Regions from separate parts of the Mus musculus genome. Here region 2 is linked to region 1. A link is a loop called in an ENCODE intact Hi-C map of the cell type or tissue named here. Cell type or tissue: heart. All regions are shown on one strand.

Region 1 (8,000 bases):
ATTTGTTCTATGAAGCCACAATGACTCTGATACGTGAACCACACAAAACCCAACAAAGAAAACTTCAGATCAATTTCCTTTAAGATTATCGATGCAAAAATACTCAATAAATTTCTCAAAAACAGAATCTAAGAACACAACAAAATGTTCATCCATCACAATCATTTAGGCTTCATCCAAAGATAAAGAGATGCAGGGATGGTTCAATATATCTATGTAATCCATTTATATAAACATACTCAAAGACAAAAACCACATGATCATCACATTAGATGCTGAGAAAGATTTTAACAAAATCTAACACCTATTAATGACAAAAGTCTTGGAAAGATCAGGAATTCAAGGCCCACATCTAAACATAGAAAAAGCAATACCCCTCAAACCAGTAGCCAACATCAAACTAAATGGAGAGAAACTTGAAGCAATCTCACTAAAATAAGGGACTAGAAAATGCTGCCCACTCTCTCCCTACCTATTCAATATAGTACTTGATGTCCTAGTCAGAGCAATTAGACAACAAAAGGAGATCAAAGGAATAAAAATTGGAAAGGAAAAAAAATCAAAATATCACTATTTGCAGATGATATTATAGTATATATAAGTAACCCTTAAAATTCCACCAGAGAACTCTTAAACCTGATAAGTAACTTCATCAAAGTGGCTGGATAGTAAATGAACTCAAACAAATCAGTGGCCTTTCTCTCCACAAAGGATAAATAGGCTGAGAAAGAAGTTAGGGAAATAGTACCCTTCAAATTAGTCACAAATAATATAAAATACCTTGGAGTGACTCTAAGCAAGTGAAAGGTCTGTATGATAAGAACTTCAAGTCTCTGAAGAAAGAAATCAAAGAAGACTTCAGAAGATGGACAGATCTCCCATGCTCATAGATTGGCAGTATTAATATAGTAAAAATGGCTATCTTGCAGAAAGCAATCTACAGACTCAATGCAATCCCCATCAAAATTCCAACTCAATTCTCCACGGAGTTAGAAATGCAATTTGCAAATTCATCTGGAATAACCAAAACCCAGGATAGCAAAAACTATTCTCAATACTAAAAGAACTTCTGGTGGAATCACCATCCCCAACCTCAGGCTGTAATACAGAGCAATTGTGATAAAAACTGCATGGTACTGGTACAGGAACTGACAGGTAGATCAATGGAATAGAATTGAAGACCCAGAAATGAAGGCACACACCTATGGTCACATAATACTTGACAAAGGAGCTAAAACCATTCAGTAGGAAGAAGACATCATTTTCAACAAATGATGCTGGCTCAACTGACCATTATCATGTAGAAAAATGCAAATTGATCCATTCATACCTCCTTGTACAAAGCTCAAGTCTAAGTGTATCAAGGAACTCCACATAAGACCAGAGATACTGAAAGTCATAGAGGAAAAAGTAGGGAAAAGCCTCAAAGATATGGGCACAGGGGAAAAATTCATGAACAGAACAGCCATGGCTTATGCTGTAAGATCAAGAATCAACAAATGGAACCTCATAAAATTGCAAAGCATCTGTAATGCAAAGGACACTGTCGATAAGACAAAATGGCAATCAACAGATTGGGAAAAGATCTTTAACGAATTCTAAATCCGATAGGGGGCTAATATCCAAAATATATGTATGAAGAAATCTAGAAGTTGGACTCTGGAAAACCAAAAACCCTATTAAAAATGTGGTGCAGAACTAAACAAAGCATTCTCAACTGAGGGATACCAAATAGCTGAGAAGCACCTAAAGAATTATTCAACATCCTTAGTCATCAGGGAAATGCAAATCAATACAACCTGAGATTCCACCTTCACACCAGTGGAATTAAGATCAAAAACTCAGGTGACAGCAGATGCTGGTGAGGATGTGGAGAAAGAGGAACACTCCTCCATTGTTGGTGGGATTGCAAGCTTGTACAACCACTCTGGAAATCAGTTTGACAGTTCCTCAGAAAATTGGACATAGTTCTGCCAGAATATCCAGCAATACCACTCCTATGCATATACCCAGAAGATTCTACAACTGGTAAAAAGAACACATGCCCAACTATGTTCATAGCAGCCTTTTTTTTTAAATACAAGAAGCTGGAAAGAACCCAGATATCCTTCAACAGAGGAATGAATACAGAAAATGTGGTACATTTACACAATGGAGTACTACTCAGCTATTAAAAACAATAAATTCATTAAAATCTTAGAAAAAATGGATGAATCTGGAGGATATCATCCTAAGTGAGGTAACCCAGTCATAAACAAACACACATGATATCCACTCACTGATAAGTATATATTAGCCCAGAAGCTCACAATACCCAAGATACAATTTGCAAAATATATGAAACTCAAGAAGAAGGAAGACCAAAGTGTGGATACCTTGCTCTTTCTTAGAATGGGGATCAATATATCCATGCAAGGAGTTACAGAGACAAAGTATGGAGCAGAGACTGATGGATTGACCATCCAGAAACTGCCCCACTTAGGAATCCATACCATAAACAACCATCAAACCCAGACACTATGGCAGATGCCAACAAGAGCTTGCTGATACAGCTGTCTCCTGAGAGGCTCCCCTGGTGCCTGACTAATACAGAAGTGGATGCTCACATCCATTAGATGGATCATAGGATAACCAATGAAGGAGCTAGAGAAAGTACCCAAGGAGCTGAAGTGGTTTGCAGACCTCTAGGAGGAACAACAATATGAATTAACCAGTAATCCCGGAGCTCCCTGGGACTAAACCACCAATCAAAGAAAACACATGGAGGGACTTGTAGCTCTAGCTGCATATGTAGCAGAGGATGGCCTAGTAGGTCATCAATAGCCTGTGAAGGTTCTGTGCCCAATGTAGGGGAATTCCTGGACCAGGGAGCTGGAGTGAGTGGGTTGGGCAGCAGGCAGAGGGGGAAGAGAATAAGGGATTTTCAGAGGGGAAACTAGGAAAGGGAAACTATTTGAAATGTAAATAAAGAAATCATCTAATAAAAAGTACACATATATTAAAATAGTATTAATATCTTTCACAAATTCATACATAAACCATTACAAATGCATTGCTCTTCTTTATGAAAGTTATCATTCTCACATAGTGAGAAAGATCTATGGTCATTCTCAGAGCAGAGCAGATCAAAGCATCTGTGATTTCATTTTGTCCTGGAACCTTCTCCCTGAGTCCAACTTTAGAGTGCATAGCATCCTGTATCATCCTGCTTAGTTTCCTCGGTCAATCCCTCTGTGGATACACAGCGCCACAGGGGCATGACAAAACAATAGGCAATATTTTTAGTTCTCATTGTCCCTTGCCAGCTCTGTACTCTTAGAGTAGAGAGACAATTTTATTATCTGAGGAAAAACATAAAATATCAAGTCATAAAACTTTTAGCTGGGACACCAGAGACATGTGAAATAATTTGTCATGCTTTCAGGAAAACCAAATTTACTTGAATGTTTAAATAATTATGGCCACTAATTACAGGAAAAAGGAAGCTGTGTGCAAAATCAGAACAAAATGTGACATTTTATGGAATAGTAAGAATGCAGAATTGAAATATAAAAAATCTAACACACTAGGCATTTGGTAGATTTCAGCTTATAGTTTCTTATATGTTTTACAGTTCAGATTTATTTTCACAAAAGTGATAGCAGCCTTTTCATCCAGGTATGTGATAGACTCAAATTTACCCTCAATTGTTTCTGCCAGTGATCATACAAGAAAACTTTGAGAATCACTGACAGAGTAACTTGTGATAGTATGGGGACATAATATGTCCAGGAACAGTTACTATAAATGTTATCTTGGTCCACACCACACAATAGAAATAGAAGTGTCTGTCTTTACATTTGAAATAAGTATCTTTAACATCTGTTCTCAATAGCACAAAACACCCCTCCTGGCATGTCTTGGATGATCAGTGTATGTCTGGGATTGATTTCTACCCAGTGCATCCAAAAATGCATATGAATCTTTTCAGATATGCTGCCTACAAAGACATATTACAAATACTTGTAACATAGTATTTCCTCTCCCGTCCACACCCAAATGAAAATAGTCTCGATTGTCTTTGCTTTGAATTTGCATCCAAAATGATATCACTCAGTAAAAACTTGGAAGTGAATTCAGCCAAAACTTCAGCTATGTTATGTCCATACCTGAACCTGTAACAAAGACCTTAAGAAGGCTCCCTTTTGCCTATGTCAACCCTTTTACGGAACAGGAAGGATTGCTACAGGAAGCCAAACTTTCTTCCTGATAGATATGCTTATTCACCAACTTAAAGCCCTTTGCAAGTAGTTAATAATTGTAGCTTTTTTTTCATAGTACAGAGGATGCTTGATAGTATTTTTTTCTATATAACAACTCTACTTTTTGGTTATTTATTTATTTATTTATTTATTTATTTATTTTACACTCCAGATTTTATTCCCCATCCCCAGGTGGCTATTTATTTATTTATTTATTTATTTATTTAACACTCCAGATTTTATTTCCCATCCCCAGGTCCACACTCTGACTGTTCCACATTTGATACTTCCTCCCCACCCCCAATCTCCACAAGGATGTCCCCACCCCACCCCACCCAACCAGACCTCTAAACTCCCTGGGTCCTCTAGTCTCTTATGGTTATGTGCATCTTCTCTTACTGAACCCAGGCCTGGCAGCCCTCTGCTGTATATGTGTTTGGGTCTTTAGATCAGCTGGTGTATGCTGCCTGGTTGGTAATCCAGTATTTGAAAGATCTTGGAGGCCAAGTTTAATTAATAGTATTTAATGTGAGTGCCATTGTAGTTTAAATTTGGGTAAGTAAAGAGTCATTAAAAAACAAGTCTCCAATAACTGAGGAGAAAGTTTTGTGTGGTAAAAGCTTGTGTTTATATCGTATAAAGATAATGCATATCAGTGAAGCTGATAGACCTTTCCCTCTAGAAAACAAACAAACAACAAACAATGAATATGAAACTTTTTGTTACCTGTTTTTTTTTTTTTCTGAATGGAAAGTTTGAAAAATGCCTGCATGAAATGATGGGTGTTCTGAACTGAGACTCTAGTCATAGGCATTTATTATAAGCTCCATGACTTGTCTCCCTTGATTTGAGTACCACTATGAGTTTATGTCCCCAAACACAGAACCATTCATTAAACAAATTATATGTATGAGAGAACCCATTGGGGAGAAGTTTAGAATTGTTGGTCAGTGACATCCCAATGATTCCCCAATACAAAAGGCTAGTGTTCATGTTTTTTTTGTTATCTTCCAGAACACATTAGGAAGACTTTATTTCAGCTAAGAGCAGTCCTTGTTATTGAACAGGCCATTCTTGGTATCACTATCAGGCGAAGAATATGCTGAAGAGATAGAGGAGCCCAGGAAAGGACATATTTCTATGATTCTGCAAAATGAACATACTGCTATAATAATGCTTAATAAGTTATCATTATACCCATAGATTAAAACATTTCTCAATTCTCACCAGAGTAGCTCCGGCTTGTAGTGAATGACAGTCAACACAAAGACTGGCTAAAGTGCAGAGAATAGAAAAGTAGAGAACATTCAACTAATATGGAACATACAAGTCATACCCACTCCTCCAAAGACTCATGGATCATTTTGAAAGAAAAAATCAATAAGTGTGTAAGATTCTGAGACAATGGATTGTTCCAAGGAAAAGCTGTCTTATACACAGAGCAAGACAGTTGCACACAGGGACTCATAGCAAATGTCACTCTATGTACAAGACCCTGTAGAAGCAAAAACCAGATGAAACCTCAGAAAAAAAAGAAAAGAGGGAGTAAAGCATAAAGTCCCACCTTTCACTCAAGACCTATTGACATCCTTAGCTTCTGGGAGAGGAAGGGTTAATACTCTAAAAATGTTGCCTCTGATAGCTAGAACAGATTCCAGTGGAAGGCAAATATTCAAGAATATTTCAGCAGCTCAGGCTGTCTTTGATGCAAAGGAGGGCAGAGAACTTGCTGACAACAAAGAGGGATGGATCTAGGATGAGGTGTGGATGTAGAGAATGGATTATTCTAAAAGACCTAGCATGATATTCTTAAAACTAATGACAACAACAACAGCAACAAAACAAATAAGCATAAACCTGTTTAGCAGGGTGATTGCCATCTGAGCCAACTGCTAAAACTTAAGCACATGACCCGTTCTTTTTTGTTTATTTGTTTCACCTTTTTAATTAGATACTTTCCTTATTTACATTTCAAATGTTATCCCCTTTCCCGGAAACCTCCTATCCCATCTCCTCTTCCCCCTTCAATGACTTTGTTCCCTGATTCACCTACCCACTCCTGCTTCCCAGTCCTGGCATTACACTACACTCTGGCATCCAGTCTCTCCACAGGATCAATGGCCTCACTTCCCATTGATGCCTGAAAAGGCCCTCCTCTGCTACATGTGCGACTGGAGCCATCCAAGAATACTCTTTGGTTGGTGGTTTAATCCCTGGGAGCTCTGGGGTGTCTGGTAGGTTGATGTTGTTGCAAACCCCTTCAGCTCGTTCAGTCCTTTCTCTAACTTGTCCATTGTAGGACCCCATGCTCAATCCAATGGTTGGCTATGACCAACCACTCTGTATTTGTCAGGTTCTGGCAGAGCCTCTCAAGAGACAGCTATATCAGACTCCTGTCATCAAGCACCTCTTGGCATCTGCAATAGTGTTTGTGTTTGATTGCTGTATATAAGATAGATCCCCACGTGGGGCAGTCTCTGGATGGCCTTTCCTTCAGTCTCTACCCTACACTTTATCTCTGTGCTTCCTCCCATGAGTATTTTATTCCTCCTTCTAAGATGGACCTAAGCATCCACACTTTGGTCTTTCTTCTTGAGCTTCCTGTGGTTTGTGAATTGTATTTTGGGTATTCTGAGCATTTGGGTTAATATCCACTTATCATTGAATTAATACTAAGTGTGTTTTTCTGTGACTGGGTTACCTTATTCAGGATGATATTTTCTAGTTCCATCCATTTGCCTAAGAGGTCCATGAAGTCCCTATTTTAATAGCTGAGTAGTACTCCATTGTGTAAATGTACCACATTTTCTGTATTCATTCTTCTGTTGAAGGACATCTGGGTTCTTTCCAGCTTCTGGCTATTATAAGGCTGCTAAGGACATAGTAGAGCTCTTGTCTTTATTACATGTTGGGACATCTTTTGTGTATATGACTAGGAATGGTATAGCTGGCTCCTCACATAAAACTATATCCAATTTTCTGAGAAACTGCCAAACTGATGTCCAGAGTAGTTGTACCAGCTTGCAATCCCACCAACAATGGAGGAGTGTTTCTCTTTCTCTACATCCTCACCAGCATCTGCTGTTGACTGAATTTTTTATCTTAGCCATTCTGACTGGTGTGAGGTAGTATCTCAGGGTTGTTTTGATTTGAATTTTCCTGATGACTAAGGATGTTGGACATTTCTTTAGGTGCTTCTCAGCCATTTTGTATTCCTCAGTTGAGGATTCTTTGTTTAGTTCTGTACCCTATTTTAAAATGGGGTTATTTGATTGTCTGGATTCTAATTTGTTGAGTTCTTTGTATATATTGGATATTAGCGCTTTATCAGATGTAGGCTTGTTAAAGATCTTTCCCCGTCTGTTGGTTGGTGTTTTGTCCTATTAACAGTGTTTCTTGCCTTACAGGATGTTTGAAATTTTAAGATGTTCCATTTATCAATTCTTAATCTTAGAGCAAAAGCCATGGAATTCTGTTCAGGATATTTTCTTCTCTGTCCACGTGTTCCAGGCTATTCCCCACTTTCTCTTCTTTTAGTTTCAGTGTATCTGATTTTATGTGGAGGTCCTTGATATACGTGGACTTGAGCTTTGTGCAAGGAGATAAAAATAGATTGATTTGCATTCTTCTACATACTAACTGCCAGTTGAGCCACCACCATTCTTGAAAATGCTGACTTTTTTCCACTTGATGGTTTTAGCTCCTTTGTTAAATATCAAGTGACCATAGGTGTGTGGGTTCATTTCTATTGCTTCAATT
Region 2 (8,000 bases), 300 kb after region 1:
ATCAGTAAATACATTAATTTTTTATAAAAAGATCATTTTGTCTCCTTTCAGGTCTTTTTAAATATATACATTTTCTTAATTATTGACAATATAATATAATTTATTTTCTCCTTTTCTTCCCTCCAAACTCTTCCATATTCTCATCCCTTCTTTTAAATCCATGACCACTCTTGTCACTAATTGATGTTGCAATGTTGCTCCTTTGATTCTAAATTGTGACTTGCTGACATTTTATCTCTCCATTTACTCTTTCAAACAGGTGAGCATGGTAATAGTATTTACCTATCAGAGTTACCGTGGAAAATAAATCCCTCAATATTAACATGTGGTACAATGTCAGCCTCTGATCAATGTTCACTATTCCCATTATTATATGTAGCCCCATAATCAAACTAAATTTGTCTATATAATTTTCTGCTTCATTAAAATAAGTTCAAATCTTTAGAATGACAGACATATAAATGTACTGGTAAATTTAACCTTTATTAGACTCACAATGGTGCTGCTAAAAATAAATCTAAATGGTATAACAGCTGTTGGTATTCTGAACTGTCCCGAGTTACCATCAAGTTGGTTTTAGCAAATGGACCTAAATTATTGTGCCTTCTGCATTCATGAGTGCCAATTTAAGAAAATGTCATGTCAAAGATGAATGCTGTCAGAATGAGGTGGGAATAAAAGAAATGCCACAAGTCTGAGGAATCTATGTTGGACAATTTCCATAATAATCATCAAATGCTTCCTGAGCCAAATCAGCAGGCAACCATTCTGTCCATCTTTTCAGTGCTCCTTCAACCAGGCATGGCCTAGTATGGAAAGAGCAGAGAAAGCACAAACTGAGAATCACCCACAGCTTCTTGTCTCCAGAACTAATGTGTAAGTACAATCATCTAATTTATAAATTAAACAAAATTACCTTGTTTGGAAATTAAAGTATTTTATTCACAACTAATTAACGGAAATATATTGGAAAAAGTAAGACTTAGGAGAGACCTTGCCTCTGGATGCAATTTGGGCTGGTTAGTAAGGAACTCCAGCTTCCTATACACACACAAAAAACTATCAAATTATTTCTACCCAGGAGAAATCAGTTACTTAACTTTCTTCCTAATATTCAATATCCTACAAATCTGACCTTAGTTCCATCACCACTACACAAGGCACACTTGCTTTTGTTCTAAAGAGCATACACATGATGATAGTAATATTCTAAATGTACAGATGTATGTTGTATCATTATATGTATATGTTATATACATACTATATGGATTAAATTTCACCATGTATTATATATAAACACAACCATAGAATTTGCATTCTAAAATAATAATCAGAGATAAAATATCATTGAGTTCTTATTCTGTTTTTTTTGTTTGCATTTAAATTTAATTTTGCTAATGCTCAATAGCTGCTCTTAACATAACCACTAGATTTGTGAATAAGAATCATCATGATACAAGTGCTTATCCTAGGACAATTGGTCTGATATGTGATCTTCTATGTTCCAGATTACTGTTGTAATCTGAGCAATTACTTTATCAGAATTACCTATTTGCACATCTCATTTCTGTTTTATAATTTGAGACTCAGTAATAATACATATTTACTTTGCATTATATTCATTCACATACTTAGAAGAATGGGCTTGACTTTCCTGGGAAAGCTTTTTTCTGTGTCCATAAGGCAAGTCCTTAGCTTTTTATAATTAAATCTTGATAACCTAGGACACATTTTTATTTCTTTTTCTTCTTTTATTTTATTTATTTATTTTTATTACTTGTTTGTTATAGAATCTGTCAGTAAATCTCTTTATAAAGACACTCATATTCCTTGTAACATAATTTATTTAGATCTATAATTTAGTCAGTCCTTAAGTGCATACGATTCATATCTGCTCCTCTTTTCCTTCTATAAGTTAATCCCTGGCAGTACAACCCAATGACCAAGCTGATGATATAAAGTGATGAAGAGCTGAGCAGAATTTAAATTGTTCATTCAATTGGCATATACACTGAAGGTGACAGTAATTTTCATAATTTTATGTATATACAGCTTTATGACCTATCCTTCACAGAAAACATCCCATTTGCCATGGATTTTGCTAGAGGAAGTGATCTAAGAACTTTCTCCATACATTGTAAACAGTTAAAAAAATTAACCAATGGCATTTCATGACCTGTGACTACTATAAGGTACCCAGTATTCAGTTTCTGTAAAGATTTTGTACAGCACAGCATCTCTCATGGTCTCATGAATTATCTAACACTTGTCTCGTGCTCCAAGCACAAAGCTGAACAATTGTCACAGTGAAGACACAACTTATGCATCCTAAATATTTACCATCTGAGCCTACATAGAACACCTTTATAGACATTAATGTAAAGGCTACTGAAACTGAATTAAAGTAAAACCAAGTCCTTGATTTATGACATACTAGAGATATAAATTCTTGTTGATCTTCGTGGAAGTGAGACCCATCAGATAAAATACACATTAAGTAACAAATAAATTGGGAGACTAGGTATAAAAGTTTATGGTTAAAAGACAATAAAAAGTATAAAACAGACGCTGACATTCAATTTGATGTGTGTGTCCATTTGTGTCAGTTCATCTAAACAATGGTAATTTGGTCAAGATTTTCTGCAAAATAATATTTAATGAAATTTACTGCTTGCATGCTAGGAAAAAAATCTAAAAGGGAAATCTTTTATGTTAGCAGTTTTAAATCAGTGATTCAACTAAGCAAAATTATTGCTATCCTGATCTTTACAAAGAATCTGAAATTTATGGAGTGAAATGTATATAAAGGTTAGCCTCACCTTTTCACTTCAGGCATGATGACAGATATATGTGTTCCTGTAGCCAGTGTGGGGGGCATTTTTAATATATGCACATAAATGCACATGAAGACGAGTACCAAAAGACCTTACTTGTCCCCGATGCCTCTATAATTTCTCAGATTAGTAAAACTGTCAGTTTTCAAGTGACCAGATTGGAAATAAATCACTGGAAGTTTCACTTTTTAGCAGATGGCTAAGGAGGCGCATGCGTGTCTTTAAGAGGATAAAGAACTCAATGTGTAGACAATTGAAGGAAGCTCCTGGACGCCTGGATGTGGACACTTGGGGGCCTGCTAGCAAGAAGCAGACAGACATCCTGGCCTTCCTGGCACAGTCATGGCCTTTCCTATGACATTACACTTTGTATAATGATGGCACATTTGTCAAAGTGCCAAGCTCCCAGCCCAGGACTGCCTGTCTACTCTGAACAAAGGGAAGCACCCGGGGCATGCCTTTTTAAATAGCCTGGCTGGCTCCTGAGGTGGCTTGTGACCAGGGAGGGTGTGGATGACATTGCCTTTGATGTCAGTCCTTGTGATGGTAATGGGGTCACCAAGTTAGCAAAGGAGAGCATGAAGAAAAATCCTTCAGGATTTGCTATGTAGGCAGGCAAAATTTTAGGGTTAAGGACTCATCAGTGGGTCAGAAGTGACCCCTAGTGGAGTTAAATTAATCTTTCTAGATATGTGGTGTGTGTGTGTGTGTGTGTGTGTGTGTGTGTGTGTGTGTGTGTACGCGCACGCGCACTACTGCTACATGAAGACAAGACAAAAACAATACAAGTGAAGAAAACTAAATTTAAAATATCGAAGAGTAACACTGACAGATAAAGAGAATACAAGAGAGACAGCAAGTAAGCAAAGGACTTAAATGAAAGGTTAAAAACAATTGTTTTGTCTGGGACTTTGCCTTAAAGAAGCTGGTATTGACAAAGTGATATTAATAAGATTTTAAGTCTTTCCAGTTTCATCTTACCCAAAAGCCAGCCTCAATGAAAGTCATATACCTCTGAGTAGCCTTCAGACCTTCATGTGTCCCAGAGGTGTCATTCTTTCTTTCCCAATTCTAATTTGTCTCTTTGCTCATTGGTGGTACTGACTGCTTTTAACTTCTCTTTCTTCTTGTTCTTGTATCTTAATTATTTGTGCTTCACCAGCTTGGATTAACCTTCAACTTTGTCCTTTTTATTTAGTCTTAACTCAGAAACACCGATTTAGAGAGTCATCATCTATCCACTCAAGTCATCCTTCCATACTGTAAGCCCTGAGCTCTGTTGCATTTAGTCTATGTACTTTATTTGTTTAAGAGTCTCGTGTAGGTTGGGATCTGTATACTTAAGTTATGAACAGTACCACAATTAGTGAGTTGGATGGTTTTAAAATTGATAAGTTTCCAGAATAGACTACCCTGGCATTACCAGAACTAGGAAGGCTAAGATGAATTATCTTGGCACCAAAGATCTGATGTCTTACACTAAATCAGAGCTGTGAACTCTTTGACTACATGGCATGAATGAGCTTAACCACTGGGCTTCCTAGTCACTTCTAGACTGTCAAACTGAATGTATAAAAATCTCTTTAAGATCTTTAGAAGAAAAGATATATAACACTATTTTAAACAATGGACCTGCAGTTCAATTACTTTTCTATGTCTATAATAAAAATAGACCTCAGGGTGAGTAGCCTACAATAACAGACTTTTGCTGTCTCACAATTTTCCAGATCAGAAGGTTCAAATGATCAGTGACATTGATAACTTCTGAGATTTACCAGGAAAATGGATCCATCCTTTCCCATAGGTTCTAGCTGTCTAGTGGCTACTGTGGGGACTCCTTGAATTTTCTGTATTGAAGCAATGTCTAGTACCTGCCTCAGGTGCAATTTCATATACATGTATGTGTATATGTATTGTATTTACATACACACACAAATTATATATATTTATTTATATAAACAATATATATATATTTATATTATATATATAAATATATATATAAGACTAAATAATATATATATATTGTTAACTCCAAATGATGTGTTATGTTAGTATCTATGCAAACCAGCTCATCTTTGTTTGAAAACTATCATTTATTGAATATCTAATCCCAAAAATTTTATATTCTGAGACAACAGGCAGTTATGATTTCAGCATGAGTTTTAGGAAGGCATAAAACACCTAGTATGTAACGGCATAATCTCAGATACTCTGTAGGATGAATTAGGAAAGAAGGAAGGACAATTTTAACACAAAGAGATATTCCCTATGAAATTTTCCATTCTGAGCATCACCTCTCCTTAAAAAGATCATTTATTGAATTATAACACTCCACTTTTATGCAAAATTCCCTTTATACCTTAGCAATGCATAGAGTTGCATGATTTCATTGACACCCTGTTCTCTACCACATACTGTGTTTAGGCAAGAGAATTAATCCAGGGACAAAAAATAATTAGTAGTCAAGAAGAATGCAGAGCATGCACACCATTTCCATCCATTTAAAAGTATAAATTCTATTGATATTTTTGGATTATGATGATGGTATGAACAATGTGTTTTCAGCAAGATAGTGGGCAATGAGTGGTATTCAGAATGCAACTCAGGTACTAATGCAGAAGGTGAAAAAGAGTAATAAATCAAAGTGTGATGTTAGGAAAATGTATGGAGCCATTGAGAAATATGCTTCTGGTTATCTCCAAAAGTAACAAGTATAACGTTCTCAGTGATCTATAGGGTTTATGTCACAGCAGAACAACTTGGAACACTCTTGTCTAGAACACCATGTTGACCACATTTGTATGCCTTGTCTGAGACTCCCAGGGCATCCTTTCCAAGGCTAATGCTGGCTGAGTTGTATGATTGGACTTTTCCTCGTTCTTCTGTTTACTAAAAGCCTTTTCATCTCTTAATGTGTATTATATCTAAGATCTATTCCTTCCTTCCATGGGAGGTAGCAAAATGTAATCATGTTGAGAGATACTGTTTGCTAAAATATAACTTGTATCATAGACCTGTTTTATCCGGCATACTGCACAGTGAAAGCTCACGAGGCTCAGAGTCATTTGTCTCTGTAGAGCCTTTGGAGGTTTACATAAGCTGTCTCTGGGTCACAAAGCAACAAAGAATACACTTCTGGGTTATTTTAGATATATTTCAAACTCCCAAGAGGCAAGCAACTGTGCTGTACTTACAGAAGATAATCGGCAAAGGCCTGTACAGTATTTTAAAACTGGAGGATGTCAGAGATGGGTATGTATGAAAAATTGTTCACTCTGAGCTCCTCAAATCCCACAGTGGTAAACATATGAATGAAGCAAAGCACTGGCCTGAGGCAAGAAATCTTAATATTGCTATTCACTGCTTGGGCACAAGAGACCTGTCATTTAATATCTCCACAGGCTATAGCTCCATCCATGAATTGGACAGTCTGAAGCATACTGGATTTTCCAAATTTTTCACTACTAGCAATCTTGTATATTTTTCCTGTGCCTCTCCAACTGGTATCAAAATTGGAAATGTATGCTACTAAATTATACATATTCATTACTTGTTGATCATTATGCCATGTATCTCTTCTATTTTTATAAAGACGTATAGCCAGGAACAAGATACATATTAAACACAGAGTTGCAGAAAGGAATATTACTGTGTAGAATTCAAACTTCTCAGAATAACAGCTCCTATGCTGATTTATATTACTGTCAGACTTCTAGAAATACTGCAGGTTCCTGTGCCACCATGCCTTTCAGAGCTAGATAAAAATTTCTAAATGTGGGATATGACTATGGCAGTTCTTCAGAGCTCCTATTTCCCATTATTTTTACTAGGTTAGGATAAATGTCTGTCACCTCTCTCCACACCCCCATGGATAGCACCCACTCCTAATACCCCAAGTTCTAATATTAATTGATGCCTTGTTGTTCAGAGCTAGCATTAGATTTCAAGAGTTGAAGGAACCCCCTTTAAGGTACAATTAGAACTTCTGGTCACAGAGTGTATATTGAGCATCCTAAATGTAGTATAAAAAACTCCAGTTTCTTACTTTTAAAGTTAATGCTTTGGAATAAAGCATTTAACATATAATTCCTGTCATTCATCTTTAAATGAAATTATCTGAATTTTCTTTATCATTATTCATGATAAAAAGCAGCAATTACAGAGGGGACTACAGTAGTAAAATAAACGGGCTCTGTCCTTTGTTCTTAGGGAGTTCGTAATCTACAGATATTTGTAGGTGATTTATGTTAAGAAATATAACATAACATTATATTTACAATATAATATAACGTTATGTTATATTAGGAAACCAACAAAAAATGAAAATAAGGTACAGAGTAGAACAAACACTCTAATGTAAAGCAACCATGGTAGGAAGATGTTACAAAGGATAGATGGAGAGGAAAAGGAATGCAAGGAGGAAGGTGGAGACAAACCAGGAGAAACTTGAGTTACTAGTGGGCCTGTTCTAGAAGCAGTGCCATATGGCTTTAATAAGTCCAGACAATGCCACCTCTGCACGGTTTGTCAAGGCTAGTGTTTCCAAAGATGTGGTTGTTGCTCCTTATCTATGGGGATAGTTTATGTGATCCCCTTCAATTCTCAGACCTTAAGTTGCCCAATTAACTCATTTAAGATGGCTGCCTTTGCAGAAAACTATAAAACAATTTCCCACATTAAAAATAATCTGCTGATTACTTTAAAGCCAAATATAATGTAAATAGTTGATATATGTGTTATATAGGAAATAATGGCAAAAAAATCTGTGAATGTTCATTCTAGACAGAGTAGAGTGTATTTATTCTATTTTGATCCGTGGGTGTTTGGGTCTATAGATACAGAAGCCAGGGATACAGTGAGCCAACAAGACATCTTAAAACATTTAAATATTATCCTCACATCCCGTGCTTGGTGGTAGCTGCCCTCTGAGAAGCAGTATGGTGCAGGGGATGTCGATCATCCACTGGGTCTTTAGAGAACACACTGCCAAGAGAGTGGTTCAATTAAGAAAATAAATTCAGGTGTTTCATGAAATAAACACCCTTTCACTGCAATTTGCTCAATGAACATTCATCATGGAGTAAAAATCCCCCTGGAAGTTTTATCCACCATACAGATTCAACCACAACCTCTGACTGTTTATGTTATAAATCTAGTGAAGGCAAG

What was found. A loop is a pair of places that touch in the nucleus more often than their neighbours do. Peaks named below come from ENCODE experiments on the same cell type or tissue, not always from the same donor. Only the 100,000 strongest peaks of a DNase experiment are listed, where the experiment ranks them.
Region 2: it touches region 1 in a loop (2.4-fold over the local background); 2 of 42 quality-filtered maps call a loop at or near these places.

Annotation. Positions count from the first base shown.
Region 1 is chr12:94,484,160-94,492,159 of GRCm38, reverse strand. No RefSeq gene overlaps it. Among named protein-coding and RNA genes, the nearest start is that of Mir8099-2, 560 kb to the right of the region's middle. In heart, a CTCF peak has its summit at 3,238; a DNase peak (open chromatin) is centred at 3,239.
Region 2 is chr12:94,186,202-94,194,201 of GRCm38, reverse strand. No RefSeq gene overlaps it. Among named protein-coding and RNA genes, the nearest start is that of Mir8099-2, 260 kb to the right of the region's middle. In heart, a CTCF peak has its summit at 3,471 (motif pointing left); a DNase peak (open chromatin) is centred at 3,211; H3K27ac peaks cover 627 bases.